Linked DNA regions of Homo sapiens: region 1 is linked to region 2. Evidence: read pairs that join two places in POLR2A ChIA-PET (ENCODE). Cell type or tissue: OCI-LY7. All regions are shown on one strand.

The links. Peaks named below come from ENCODE experiments on the same cell type or tissue, not always from the same donor. Only the 100,000 strongest peaks of a DNase experiment are listed, where the experiment ranks them.
Region 1: POLR2A ChIA-PET joins it to region 2 with 12 read pairs; 2 of 35 experiments call an interaction of 5 or more read pairs at or near these places.

The regions. Positions count from the first base shown.
Region 1 is chr2:122,509,551-122,517,550 of GRCh38, forward strand. No RefSeq gene overlaps it. Among named protein-coding and RNA genes, the nearest start is that of LINC01826, 560 kb to the right of the region's middle. RefSeq lists an enhancer at 6,899-7,825. In OCI-LY7, no CTCF peak of the experiment used is centred here; no DNase peak of the experiment used is centred here.
Region 2 is chr2:122,657,603-122,665,602 of GRCh38, forward strand. LOC107985943 (a long non-coding RNA gene) reads left to right here and starts at 1,615. Exons shown (of 2, transcript XR_001739690.2): 1 at 1,615-5,297; 2 at 5,378-7,443. RefSeq lists an enhancer at 3,593-4,251. In OCI-LY7, no CTCF peak of the experiment used is centred here; no DNase peak of the experiment used is centred here.

The DNA.
Region 1 (8,000 bases), 150 kb before region 2:
AAATACCACCCAGCTCCACTTTTCTCATTGACCATGTAGGCAGAAAGTGTGTTCTAAGTGACTGGCAGAACTAAGTGTCAAGCTGAGACTTAGCACCCAGGCTGTTGTGCTCTTGTCTTGATTTTGCTTCAGGTTAAGCTGCAAATTGCAATAGGCTCTAGATAAGTGAATCTTTTGCACAGAGCAGGCACTCATAAAACATCTATTGATTCAAATGTCACCATGAGAAACAGACCACTAGTAAAAAGAAATGCCCAGATTGGCAGGAAGGACATTACAAAGTAAGATCCCATTCTTGGAATCAGTTGTATCCCTTTAGTCACGAACCTCGATTTGAAAAGCAGTCTGGACTTTATTCAGACTCCATAAAGAGATGGTAGTTTCTATTCTTCATCTTTTAGGGTCTGAAGGGGAATAGGAAAGGGCCATTTAGAATCATTCTTATATTTGTTCTTTATATATAATGTATAACTTTTTCTGGCTGCTTTTAAGATTTTTCCCTCTACTATCAGTTTTCAGCAAATTGCTTCTAACATACCTTAGTGTAGTTTTGTTTGATTTTTGCTTAGAATTCACTGAGAGTCTAAGATCTATGAACTTAAATTTTTCATTAAATTTGGAGACGTTTCAGTCATTGTTTCTCCAAATACTGTTTTCTGCCCTTTCCCTCTCTTCTCTTCTGAGTGCTCCAATTATATTGGGCTGCTTGAAATTACCCCACAGTTCATTGATGCTCTATCCCGTTTTGTTCTCCTGCTCTTTTTTTCTTTCTGTTTCATTTTGGACAGTTTCTATTGCCATGTCTTCAAGTTTACTAATCTTTCCTTTTGCAAGGTCTAATCTGCTGGTGATCTTATTAAGTGTGTTTTTAACCACAGATGTTGTAGTTTGCACCTCTAGAAGTTAAACTTTCATCTACTTTTTAATCTTTCTGTGTTTTCTTAACATATTTAAGCTTTTCTCTAGCTTCTTGATTATATGCAGTATAGTTATAATGATTTTTATTGTCTTTGTCTATTAAGCCTGTCATCTATGTCGTTTCTAGATTAGTTTGGATTGATTTATTTTTCTCACAATTTTGCATCATTGAGTGGTTCCTGATTCTGTGCATGCCTAGTGAATTTTTTTTTTTTTTTTTTTTTGAGACAGAGTCTCACTCTGTCACCCAAGCTGGAATGCAGGGGCACGATCTTGGCTCACTGCAACCTCTGCATCCCGGGTTCAAGTGATTCTCCTGCCTCAGCATCCCGAGTAGCTGGGACTACAGGTGCGCGCCACCATGCCCAGCTAATTTTTGCATTTTTAGTTGAGATGGGGTTTCACCATATTGGCCAGGATGGTCTCGATCTCTTAACCTCATGACCTGCCTGCTTCGACCTCCCAAAGTGCTGGTATTACAAGCATGAGCCACGGCACCCAGCCATGATTTTTTAATTGAATGCTTGTCACTGTAAAATTTACTTTGTTTGGTGCTGCATGTTTTGTGTATCTATAAATACAGCATTCTTCAGTTCTGTTCTGGCATGCAGTTATGTTACTTGGAAACAGTTTTACCCTTTCTCATTTTTCTTGTACGTTTTATTGGGCAAAATCAGAACAATGTTTAGTTTAGCACGAGTTTTACCAACGAATGAAGCAGAATGTTTCTGAGTACTTTACCCGCTGCTCTTTGAGTTAGTTATAAGGCTTTCTACTCTGGGTGGTGAGAAGGGGAATTATTTCTATGCCTGTGTGAGTTCCAGGTATCATTTCTTCTAATTTGGGGGGCATGGCTATTTCCTTGGCCTCAGTAGTTTCTCTACTCACATGTCCTGATTAGCAGACAGCTCAAGATTTGAGTGAGACCATTTGCATACTTCTGGAACACTCTCTGGGGACAGCTCTCTCCTTTCTGGAATTTGGCCTTGTAAATTCTAGCTGCCTGGTCCTCTGTAGCCTCCCAGTTCCATCTCTTCAGTTCAGGGACACTTCCAAGCGTCACCTGGGTTCCCTGTCCTGTTTTTGTGATCTAGAAATTGTCTGCAAGGGGAAAATTGGTACATGTGCTGTCCTACCTTATTTGTTTTTCAGACATGACGGCTTTTTGTTGCCTACTGTCCATTGCCTCTAAAACCATTGCATCCAGTGTCTTAGTTGTTCTGGCAGGAGAGTGACTCTAATCCCTGTTGCTCCATCTTTCTAGAAGTGCACATCTAAAAGGAGTATTTAGAATAAATCTACAGAGAATTTGGTTGGATCATAGGGAATTTCAAGAAAAAAAGTTGAATTGAGGTATACTTTCAGAAAGATATTTTGGAGCAAACTTTCAAATAGCCCTAAAGTTATCATAAAAAACAACAGCATTTCACTTAATGGAGTCAGGGAAAGCTTCTCTCAAGTCAGCGAACACAGCCACAGCTCAGTACAAGATTAACCTGCCAGCTAGCAGTGAGCCAGTGGCCTGGACTGTGGAGCCACACAAGGCTGAGAGACCACCTAGGACCTTGACTACAACCCAGGCAAGGAGTTGTAAGGACTTCGAGTGGAGGTGAGAATCAGGAATGTAGAATAATCAAGAGATAGATCATCCATAGGTGGCCAGAGTGAGGAGATAGGAATTAAGGATAGCTCTGGAGTCTGATTCTGGCTGACCAGGAGGATAATGTGCAACTAATAAAAACTAGAGGTGCTGGATGAAGGATAGTTTTTGAGAAGAGAGGCATTTTTTTGTATATTACTTATGCTTTATTACTTAGGGCTTTGAGACCAAAATAATTAAGTGACGTCCCAAGGCACATTTTTTACCAGTGAGACAAGAATATAACTTTCTTTCTCCTAGTTCACAGTATTTTTCACTTTATGCCTTCTTTCTGCTTAATGATTTGTCTGGATTAGCTATTGTTTAAGCTTCCTCCTTATGTATAACTTGAATTTTTTGTAGGTAAAGCAAATCTCTGTTTTTATTTATTTTTGTTCTTTCCTCAGAACAGAGATAGGTCTTTTACCTAGTGATAATTATTTAACTGACACTTTGTATTATTTTTCTTGGACTAAACAGACTGATCTATTTTTATATTTCTCTATATCTGGTTGAAACTAGCTTGAATTAACTATGCCTTTGCCATTAGTGAGGACCAAAATTGCACTTTGAAATTTCATTTCAAAAATTAAATGCTTACAAATGGATTTTCTCTAGTTTCAGTGGATTATTACTGATCAGTCTGAGTACATAATGCCAATTACTGGCACCTTATGTGATCAGCAGTGTTAGGTAGTAACCCAGAGCAGCCTGAAGGAGAGGCAAGAACTTTATGTCTTCTCAAACCCTGGATTCTCCCTTCCCTCCCATGTCTTGTCTTTCAGAACTATGTCTATTAGAGTCTATGCCCAAAAGTATTTTAGGTTTCAGAACAAATGGATGAGGGCTTCCACTTGAAAAGTGAACTTCTATAGAATGCATATTAATTTTAAATCACTTTCACGTGCTCTTATTTGGAACCCCCAGTAAGAAAACAATATTGTCCCATAGTGATAATAATGAAAAAACTGAGTCTAGGTAAATTCCAGCAAGTCATCAGAGGTCACATCACTAGGCAGTGATAGAAGAACCAATGTAGTTTCTAGTCTAGGACTTTCCTTCATCTCTAGTGTGTCATTAAATCCAGAGTAATTTTATTTTGAGTTTACTTGATCATGTGCATCTCCATTTAAATCTTTGCAAGGACTCTCCACAATTGACAATGTCAAATTTTGAAACTAGGGATAGCTTGGAGATTTTTGTGTCTCTTTTGCTTTCACCTTTCCATGAAAGCCTTTTTGTATGTGGGGACACATGAGTGTGTATGTGGATGTGTGTAGGCATATGTGAGTTTATACGTGTGCATACGTGTATAGACACATGTATGTGTGTATGTGGGGGCACATGTATGTGAATGTGTGGGCAAGTCTGTTTGCGAAGAAGAAGCAGAGGTGTTACTTTACTTGTGATTTCTTCTCAATGTTCAGATTTTGGGAACAACAGAATGACTTTCAGGGTGCAGAGGGCAGTCCACTGACCTGGGGTGGGTTGCACCCCAGTTTGCACCATTTGCTTACAGCTGATAGAATTAAATGACACATGCACACGTATGTTTATTGCGGCACTATTCACAATAGCGAAGACTTGGAACCAACCCAAATGTCTAACAATGATAGACTAGATTAAGAAAATGTGGCACATATACACCATGGAATACTATGCAGCCATAAAAAATGATGAGTTCATGTCCTTTGTAGGGACATGGATGAAATTGGAAATCATCATTCTCAGTAAACTATCACAAGAACAAAAAACCAAACACCACATATTCTCACTCATAGGTGGGAACTGAACAATGAGAACACATGGACACAGGAAGGGGAACATCACAATCTGGGGACTGTTGTGGGGTAGCGGGGGGAAGGATAGCATTGGGAGATATACCTAATGCTAGATGACGAGTTAGTGGGTGCAGCGCACCAGCATGGCATATGTATACATATGTAACTAAGCTGCACATTGTGTACATGTACCCTAAAACTTAAAGTATAATAATAAATTTAAAAAAAAAGAATTAAATGATCAAACAACACTCTGTATGATGGCCACTGCTCAGCATCTCCAGTGTCATCTCTTTTGTCTCATGGACTCAGTACCAGTCATCAAAAACAGCAAGAAGCTTCCTGGGTCGGCATGCCATTTTTGTTTTCTGTGGGTTTTCCTTAATGTTTTTCCCCCTCCCTCTTTTTACCTAAAAATTCTCATTCACCTTTTAATGCCTATTTCTCCTTATTTCCCTTTTGGGGATTAGCTTCTCTTTCTCTTTGCATGTGGTATTGGTGGGCTATAAATCAAGATGCTTCTGTCTTCATCTGGGCAACATGTGACATCTCTCAAGTGAAGAGACGTAAAGAAAGAAAAATGGTGTTCGTTCACTCCAGCAGGAGGGGTCCTGATGAGATGGCCAAGTTCCCTAGGGTGTCCTGGTTGCATTCTCGCCTCATATCCACCGCTGTCATCTTACTGTTAGTTCTGTAAACCAGAGTGCTCCTGCCCACCAGTCATCTCATCCTTCTCTGAAGTTAATTTGGGGCATGTGACTGGTTCTGGCCAATAGACTGTGAGAATGTATGACATGTTAGCTTCTGGACCCAAGGAGATAAAAACCAATGTGCCTCCTCGATCATTCTCTTCCTTCAAAACCACTTGGAGGCAGAACTGCAACGTGGAAGCAGCCTCACTCCCTGGGTCACTGTTTGGCAGATACCCCACTGTTTCAGATTACCACATCAACAATAATCAAGCCTCTGCTGAGTTCATCCACTGTTACTTAAGTGTGTTGTCCTTATACAACTATTCTCTATTTTTCTGTACAGATCATTTCCTGCTTTAGTTGCCCAGAGTTCATTTATTTGCCTTGTACGTAAAGCACCTAGATTGAGATACTATCCATTATGTACCAAAATTAAAACACATAGGAATATTTGTTTATGACTTTACTTCCCTACTAGACTGTGGGCAACCTGAAGGCAGAGACTTTTTCTTCATTTTTGTATTGCTAGTGCCTCACATGGTGCTTGGTGCAAAAAAGGGCTGAATTCAGGCTTTTTGTAAGAATAATTTATGTTCTCCTTGGTTTGTTTGATTTGATTTTCATGTGGCTGGGTAAAAACAATAATTTGATCCTTTGGGAAAAAATAAAGCTAGGCTTGCTTTCTAGTTCAGTCATTTGTTGATTTTCATCAAGTTACTTAAAATTTCTGATATTCTGGTTTCTTATCTACAAAATGAGAACACACATATTACCAATGCTATGGAGGTACTGGTAAAATGAAATAAGAAAACGTATGGAAAATGCTTGGCACAGTATCTGATAAACAGTAAAAACTGAATAAATAGTGGCTATTGTTACTATTATTGTGGTAATGATCATGATTCTTGTATTTAATCCACTTTTGTTTTCTCTAATTATTGCTAACAATACAGTCTAGTTGGCAAGAGAATCCAGTGGGCTTTCTCTTAGACCTTCTTGCTTATGTAAGTGTAGAGGGAATGCTTCCTCTCTGCCCATTGAAGTTTCACTAAAATGACTAACAATAGACAGATTAATAGGGGAAAACGTCACAACAAATTTATTAATGTGCATATACACTTGGGAGTCCCACAGAAAGGAGACTCAAAGAGGGGCTAGATGGTTGAGGCTTAAATGTGAGGTCTGTAGGCCATATTTAGAGGGGTTTAAATAATATGGGGGGCAAATGATTGAGCTCAAAGAACGATGGCTTGGAACAAAGTTTCTCTGAGCTCTGGGGGATCTCGTGGAAGGTAAGAACTTCACTGTGAACAAAGCTTGTCTTATTATGCAAATGAAGTCTTTCAGGTAATCTCTCAGAGCTGCCCTCAGAAAAACAGACAAAAAATCTGTCTGGGTATGGTGATGATTTTTAGCCTCTTCTCTTCTCTGGTGATAAATCTTCCCTTGTTATTTGATGAGATTCCTAGGCAGTGGGGCAAAGGCAATTGCATTTCTTTGGGGACAAATTTTCCTTTATCAGATTAGGGAATTCCAGAGACAGTCCCTCCGTGTGCTTGGGGGTTGGGCGGTGGGTGAGAAACAAGAGAAGGTTAGAAAATTTTTGGTTCTGAGGCAGCTTCTAAGGCCTCCCAATTTCTTTTAATTTAAAGTGCTTATCATGCCAAATTTCCATATTTTGAAGTATCCTTCTCCGCTGATTCCAATAGTTGAATCAAATCTTCCTAAAACAATGCCATTTCCCTCATTCTCTCCCCTTTTCTTGCAGTGTTGTAATGCTCTGCTAAGATGGTTTCTCTATTGATGTAAGAGTAAATAGCAATTCCTCAGGACCTTTTTCTTAAGAAGTACAAACTCTTTTATTCTTCAAATCAAATCTTTGTTATAAATAATTTAGAGTTTTGTAAATGAGAAAAGATAATTTTTTCAGTGTCTAAACATGGAGTCTTATTTTCCCACATATCAGTTTCCCGACAGCTAACCTGTTGGAAGCACTAACTGTTGAGTGGTTTGCATTCAGTAATGTGACCAGAAGTAACGACTCAAACTCAATAGAGGCCAGAAATGATCAGAGGTTATGATTCCTTGGCAACTGCTTGATGTTCAATATTAAACTGCTTTAGAAAACCTCTCTCTTACTCTTGTGGCAAGATACCACAAGGCATTAAAAAAAATAAAATATAATGAAACAAAAATATCCCCCCTTCGTCATACCTGCTGCCCTGCTACCTGCTCTAAGCGGAAGTCACAATGAAAGGGATTTAAATGAGCTGAGAGACCTCACTGAGCTCCCCTGGGTCAGAGGTGGGTGCATTTTCACACCTACAGGAGCTTGCTTTGCTAATGTACCTGTTCCATAAATTACTCTGGAGGAAATCACTTCATTATTCATGACTTGAACATTCCTGTTGCAAAATGGTGATCTATGTCATGTACTGTTGCATTACCAATTCAATTATTCTTTTGTCATGCAAACTCTCTGAGCTGTGACAAGGGGTGGGGCAGGCTCTTCACAGCTGGCAATCTGTAATGCTGCCTAGGAGTAGATTTCTTCTGGGTGCATTGAGCTGGAGAATTTATGAAAGGACTCTCAGGGGAGATGTCTGCCAATGATGGCAAATTGATGACTATTATCTAAACATTTAGCAGCCCTTCTTCAGTTATAATATGGCCATCTTTAACTTGCCTCCATTAACTGATAGCATTTCATGCTTTTTGAAATGAGTTTGGAGTTACGGGAGAGAACAAAGACTGACTCACAGAATCTACCACAATAATCATTTTCTTTTCATTTTCCATTATCTTAGCATTCTGAATCCAACTTTGCATGAAGAGATACTCCAATGCTTCTGAAGACACCTTTTTTAATTTTGGTAATATAAAGATGGCTTTTAAGGTTATTATCAGCCTGATGGCAAAACAAACATGTGACAAGAGTTAACTTCAGTCACTCCGGTGGTTTGAGCCTTA
Region 2 (8,000 bases):
CAAACCAGCCAAAAGGATCAAGATCTTGTAAGATAAATGGACAGTTTTTTATATTCATACCTAGAGTGTCTGTGATATTTAGTATTAATATTATTATCTTCCATTCAGCTTCGTTTAAATATCTTTCAACATAGTCTAATATTTCAATAAATGAATTATTTTTCTGGGAAAATACCATGAAACATTGCATTCTGAGGCTCATCCAATTACATTCTGAGCAAGTATCATCTTACGGAAAAGAAACAAGTTCTATTATGCCATTGAGTTGAGCACTTCATATCCATTTTTTAATTCAGTCTCCTTAACAACCCTGCAAGGTTGTTGTTGTTAGCTTCATTTTATAGTTGGGGCAAGTGAAGCTTGATGACATTTGGTAACTTGTGCGAAGAGAACTAGAGTTCATAAATGGCCAAACTTATTCTAAAGCCAAGTCTATAGGCTTCCACAGTGCATTTCCTGAACCGCCATGCTAGACACCCCCTGGGTAAGAGCGCTTCTAACTCCAAACTTCTGTGATCTGGAGAAGTTTGGAAAAGCAACAGAATAGAATGATTATTCAATTCAGAGACAAGGATTGTGGCTCTCTTGGTTTTGGAAGGATGATGTCTACAGGACAGAGGAAAAAAGTCAGAGAAAAAAGTCCTGATAATGAGAATTGACAAAGCACTAAAAGATTTTTCACCTTTAACCAAATTTTGTTCTATGTCCCTGGATCTTTCTTTAATTAATTATGAAACTTTTGATTGCTTAAGTATCATGTATAGTTTTGACTTTATTTGAGAAATGTGCATTTTGGGTAAACTCATCTTGAGTATAATGATTGTTATGTTTACTAGATCTAAGAAATTAAAATATCTAAGTCTTTGTACACTAAAGAAGTACAGGATTATTTTTAAGAAAGCAACTCATATGTTTGGGAACATCTGTATACATCATTAATATTTTCTTTTGTTTGTAGATATTCATTATTATGTAGACACCACTCTGCTTTAAATCTTTGAAGATCAATTTTGAGAAATTTGATAGTGTTTGGAACAAACAGTATTCTGCTCAACTGGCATGAGTCAAAGGTCCACATTACCCTTAGGAAAAAAAAAAAAATTATTGCTTTCTGTGAGGGGTTTTAAAGATGTGACATTTTTCAATATCTGCTTTATAACTTTTGATGATAAAAACAAAATAATAAAAAATTACAGCAGAAAACATTCTTTGAAGGCTTATAATGTGTCAAGTTCTATTAAAAATGTTTTATATGCATATTTAAATTCATCCTCATAGCATCCCCAAGAGATAGAGGCTATTAGAACCATTTTACAGTTGGGCCAAATTCAGTCAGCTCAGAAGTGACAGTTCTGGGAATTTTCTTCTCCAGAGCCCAAGATTTTAAACATTGAGCATATTTCCTTCTAAAGCATATTGCCAAATACTATAGAAGGACCGTGAATTATACCTTGTGATTCAGGCTACCATCTTGAAACTAAATTATGAGTGAAAACATTTTGTTTGGTTACATTTTTTATATTTAAAATACATTTGAAAAGAATTTGGAATGTGTTAAAGTCAGAGTCATATATTGAGACCTCGTATCTGAATTGAATTACTTTAAACAAAGTGGAAAGAACTTTTTCCATCAATTTGAAAAGTAAAGTAAAAGACAGAAAGAAACAGAGAGATTAAATGTTTTTCCCTTATTTTGTATATTGTGGGCAGTGCCATTTATCTTAGCTATGTTAATAAACACTGGATTTTCAGAAGGTTTATGCTTCATCCTTGCTTTATGCTGTAATGTAGCCACACAGAATGTCTCTTTATGTTGACTGAAGTTAATATATGCATCTTACCTTTTAATATTGCATCAACTATAGTCATAGTGGTGGAAAATAATAATGCTCTGTGTTCTGCACTATGGTGGATGTTTTATAAACAGTATCTGCAATTATTACAAACTCCTATTAGAGAGCTATGTCTAACCTTATTTTACATGTAAGACATAGAAATTCGAAGTTCCCAGAATCAGTGAGTAGTAGATTTGAACTGAGTTTTAACACAACTCTAAAGCCCAAGCCTGGCCTCCTTCCGCTGCGCAATTCTCCTCCAGAGGGAAAGGCTAGCACCATCCCTAAGAGGGGCCGAAAGTCTTCTAAGGGCACCTGAACCATTGTGAAGAATTGTGTTAATAACCCAGTAATTCACACTTGTTCAAATTTTCAGACATTTCCTGGGATGCAGTCAAAACTTTTAGGAGTCTGAAGCCTGAGGCTGCCTGCTCTCTGCTGCTGATTATAGAGCTCTCTAGTTGATGAGTGGTGTCCTGGAGCTCCCTGGCCATACATACACAGTGCTCATGGGTCGACTGTATGGCACCAGCCTCTGCTGCTCTACCCTTTTCAGCCTTTTTTTCTGGAATGCATGCTGAGGTCCTCCTTGTGCCTTTGAAATTTTTATGAAGAGGGTGATTATTTTTGGTACAGCAAAATATGTAGAATTTGCACTTCTTAGGAATTAAACATCTCAATTTTTTTCCCCCAGAGAAAATAACTCTTGAGCAAGGGAACACTCATCTCACCGCTCAGACTTTGAGGTGGCCCTACATGTATACAAGTTTGGGGGAACATGAGAATTCCAATTAAATTCTGGGAAATCCAGACATATATTCAACAAGTATTTATTATGTGCCAGGCGTTATTTTGAGTGCTAGAAATATAATGGCAAATAAAACGAAAAGAACCCTGATCCTGATGGAGTGTGCGTCTAATGAGAAAAATATACAATAAGGACATAAGCAAATAAATTCATAATATAGCATCAGAGGCGATAAACAGTAGAAGGAAAAGTACGTCAGTGTAAGGCACAGAGAGCTCCCGGGGGCAGAGTGTTTTCATTAGGTGGTCAGAGAATATCTTGTTTTTTTGTGAGCAGCTTCAGCCAAAGTAAGTAATCAAGAATTATACTTGAAACGATTGGTTTCCAGATGTTAAGTATAACAAATATTAAAATTCCTCGGTCTAACACCCTACTCATCTTCCAGCTGCTTTAATTAGAGTAGTTTCTATTTGTTCTACAAATAGGGCTTCCTTGTAAAATTTTCTTTGGAGATGGGTTTCATATCTGAGAGCACTGCCTCAGACCAAATAAATATTAACACAGGAGGAAGCTGAGCGTCAAAGGGAAGCAGTAACTTGGCCAAGGATGCCAGTGCTCCCAGTGGCCAAGGGAAACCCAGGCTGCGGTCCTCTCTGTCCAAGCTCTGTCCTCGGCCCTCAGGTCCTGGCCTCCAGCACTGAGAGCAACACAGAGTGCCTGTGAGGCGGTCTAACTTCTGCTGACTGGTGAAGGTGGATCCCCCAGCCCCAGGAAAAGTCAACCAGCAGCTTGAACAGCGCTTCCCTCGCGGAGGCTCAGCACTCAGCTCATCCCCCGCCATCGGGCTGTAATTCAGGTGCCAGCGTTGCTCCTCCAGCAGGAACATAAGCCCAAACTTAACAAATTCCTAAAGCAGAACAAAGAAAGTGTCAGAGGGGAATGGGCACGGAGCCTGTGGACCGCACTAGAATCTTCTAATTCTTAGGAATGCAGATCGCCCTGTGTAAGGGGCCGCTCAGAGCGCCCGAGGAGCGCCGGTGGCCTCCCTTGGATGCTTCGCTATTCATCCCACCTTCTGGAAGAGGCTATTCTTTTGTGGCTGTCTTGGTGTTTGGCTGAGTTGTTATTGAATTCCTCCCTGACTTCTTTTTTTTTTCCTTCGGAAGACAGAAGAAAAGAAGCCGGCAGTGGAAGTCTTCTCTGGGAAGCCTCCTCCTCCTGCATCTGGCTGCTCCCTTTGGGGCAGCCTGGTCCGCCTCTCTGGGCGCCAGGTGCGTCTGCAGCGCTCTCCTGGAGGCCGGCTGCAGGTTCATTAGTGCTCACAATAGGCACGCAGCGCAGGGGAATATGTAAAGAAAGTGGAGGACATCGGAGTGGCATTCAAAGCGGCAGGCGGGAGTAGGAGTTTCCCTAGCTTTTCTTCCTTTGTTTCTAATCACCTTTTCTGTTTCTTCAGAGAGGATGCTAATAGAGTGAATACCTGGGCGTTCCAGGAGAAGAGTTAGTGGAGGTTTCAGAAAAGGAAATGCAATCTGGGACGAAAAATAGCTTTTCTTCCCCTTGGGGTGTGTGTGTGTAGTGTCTGAATGCTTTGCCACCGATGAGGCCGAGGACTAAAAGCAGGATAAAGGCTGTGATTGGCACAGAAGACCCCTGGTGAAATTTCTGGCTCAGGTACTAGCTTTCTGTGAGTCCTGTGCAATTCGGCACAGCCCTTGGGGCTTTGAGTCCTTTTTTTTTTTTTTTTTTTAATAAAATAAGAGACTTGGCTAATAGGATTTCTAGCCTACCACTCCTTTACAGTTTTAAGATATCATTTTAAAAAGTTACATTTCAAGACTGTAGTAAGGAGGTGACATTATATACTTAAACATAAAAATGTGGAGTGATTTGAAGAGCACTGAAATTATTCCACTCTTCAAAGTATATGCATTTATGTATACATACATGTACATACACGTGTACATAAACAAACATATACATATAGTCATTTTCAGATGCCTGAAATTCTGTCCTTAAAGACAGTTGTGAATCCCAGTTCTATTAGTATTTGACTGTGACCCTCTTAGTTTTGCCTACTGTCTGCAAGACTCAATTTTTCTTTTTTTCCTCATAATGGGAATAAATATTGTCTGTCTTCTAACTGTGTTATGATATTTAAATGAGGAAATGTGTTGAATGGTAGTTCTTCTTGTCTGAAAGATAAGAATACATGGGTGCCATCATCCAATCTCAAAGTCATTGGGTTTTGACAGAAATGGTATGATGGGTAATTATCCCATTTCTCCAAAGTCATTAGGAACCTGAAGTAATTTTTTTAAACTTGTTTTTCATGCACCTGTGTTGGCTAGATCACAGAGCCTGGGCCCATCCTCTTGAGGAAATATTATCTGCGTCAACCTTCCTCAATGCCTCCTGGATGACTTTACCACCATCTTGCAAATGTCTATTATTTGTTAGCTCTAGAAGACTCAGAGCAATGATTGCACCAATCTGAAGGTTATTTCTTCCATGCTGGTCTTCTGCCATTGGTGATATTACAGATGTTTGTCCAGAACATTACTGATGACAGCTACACACCTGGAAAATAAAGTTTCTTGTTTGTTCCTTCCAAATTAATTTTCTGAATGAACACCAGCAACTCAAAATGCATTCAGTTTCAGAATTCAAAGAACAGAAGAGCAAATTTGAGGGACACTCTGGCACAGTAGAGGGTATGTACAATCATTGAATGCAAAGTCTTTTACATTTTACCTTACACGTCAATCTCAGCTAATCAGGCTTTATTTTTCAGGAAAGTGCTGCAGAGCAGAGAAGCAATTCTCAACAAGACAAAGCTACTATAATAGCGACTTGTGGAGTCACGTTAAGAAGAAAATAGGCAGAGAAGTGGACTCTTGACGGGAGTCTCATCCATCATTTCCTCTCTGTGCAACCTCAGGCAGGGTACATAATCGATCTAACTTTTAGTTTTCTCTTATGTAATCTGGAGATAATAACATATATTTTATATAATTATTGTGAGTATTAAATACCAAAACCCCTTTATGTCACATGTTTAGCATAGTGTCTATATCACAGTATGTGCGTCATATGAAACTCAGTGCTTTGTACCCGCTGATTCCTGGTGAATGAAATACGGTCACACATCACAATGACTGTCTGCTGAAATGCCAAAATCCTGCCTGTAGTTCAGGAACCAGAGTAAAGGAAAATGAACCCTGTAGTGTTTTTACTTTTTCTCTCTTTTTAGAGAAAGATCATTTGCATGTGGCTCCACCTTAATAATTGCATTTGTAATGCTTTCATGTTGTCACATGGTCTAACCCCCAGGATCTTATCTTAATAAAAATTCAGTTAAACATGTGTTCAAATTGGCCAGATCAGCCAAATCTGGAACAGGGAAAGTTGTTTTCCTCCTAATGAACTGTCCCCTGGACACGGGCAGTGCCACAGAAGTTCAGGAATATTTATTGTCCATGGCATTTCCAGGAGTTACACTCTTTGTTGAACCCTTCCATCGTGCCAGGGGGAGGCTGGTGATTCATTAATTCACTGTGATGATTTGTCCTAATTATTCTAATTACTGCCTTGTCTCCTCAGACCAGCTGGTGCCTAAAGCAGAGGGAAAGTCACCAGTCATGAGGACTGCGGTGGTGGCTGCAGAATCCCGGGCACTGGATCTGTAGGATTCACTGTCACCACATCAAAAAAGCTTTGCTGCTGCTGCTGCTGCTGCTGCTGCTGCTGCTGTTGCTGCTGCTGCTGCTGTTGCTGCTGCTGCTGCTGCTGCTGCTGAGCCCAACTTATCCTTGGTGCTGCTCTGGCCTGAGTCCGGGTTCCCGGGGCCCTGCCATGCATGCATTCTCTCCTCTGCTCCTCTTGTACCTTTTCAGGGAGAGAAGAGCCCTGATACAGGTTGCTTTTCTGTCTTCCCAGCTTGCTGCCCCACCAATTCCAGACAGCATCTGCTGTGTGTTCTTTGTGCACCCATCCCTGTCTGAACGTATCTTAAACCCAGTCTGGTTTCTAACAACTGTCGATAATAAAAATATCTATTTCTTACTGCACACTATCAAGTGCCAAGATGGATGTTCATTGCCATATGTGCACTGTCTCTAAGTGCTACAGTTTGCAGTCTTAGTTCATATATTAAGGCTCTGCATGACCTAGAGACTAGTTTACATTGCCCAGCAAGGGAGTAACACATGGAACTGAATCCCAGATTGCTGCATCCCCAAAGTCGGGGGGCCCTTTATGCGTCTCTCTTTTCCCCTCCCACAAGCCTTCCTGGTCATCTACAGGACTCCTGCTGAAACCTTCCTTCGGTCTTTTATCCCTGAGCTCCTTTGCTGTGATAACATAGACTGTTCTGTCTGGCAGCCCTGGGCAGTCATCAGTGTTGGCTTTGCAGGTCAGCTTGGGGTCCCCAACCAGGATTCCTGAGGCCACAGAATCTTGCTGCAAACACAGCTAGTCTTGGAGAACTCATATCTGTGCCTTTCTGATGTGCTGTATCACCCCAGCCTGCCCTGTGTTTCTTTGGGATATTTTCACAGCTCATACTTCAGTGGTATTTGCCTCTTAAGTCACTTACCCCTTATTACTCTGAACAAAACTGGAATCCGAAAAAAACAAAAACAAAAACAAACAAACAAAAAACACTGGAACTGTGGCTCATCTCTCAGGGAATGAGCTGACACTTAGTAGAATCTATGACATGAGGGCTATGTTAGAGACCCTGAAATGAAGCTGGGTGAAAAATATCAAGGTGTTGTGAGTGACAAAGATGATATTCCAAAGATTCAACTGAGAAAGAGTCAGTGTATCTTATTATTAAAATTGCTTCTGTAAGAGTCATCATAAGCTTGACTTGTATTTCTTGACCAACTCTTATTTCTATTCATATCTCAGCTTAACTGTCATTTCTTCAAAGAGGCAGACATCCCAACTCTACAAACTGTAGGCCACCAGCTTCTGTCATTTTATAAGAACAGGTGAATCACTTCACACTTGAACTTATTTACTTATTTTCTTTTTCTTTTTTTTCTTTTCTTTTTTTTTTTTTTTTGAGACAGGGTCTGGGTCTGTCACCCAGGCTAAAGTGCAATGGCATGATCAGGCCTCACTGCAGCCTCGATCTCTCCGGCTCAAGTTATCTTCCCACCTCAGTCCCCCAAGTAGCTGGGATTGAGGGCATGTGACAACATGCCTGGCTTATTTATTTATTTATGGAGGCAAGATCTTGCTATATTGCCAGGGCTAGTCTGGAATTCCTGAGCTTAAGTGGTCCTCCTGCCTCAGCTTCCCAAAATGCTGGGATTACAGGAGTGAACTACTGTGCCTGGCCTTGAACTTATTTTCTTAATGCTTGCTTTCCCAAGTAGGCTGAAAGCTTTGGGAGGCTAAGAGGCAAC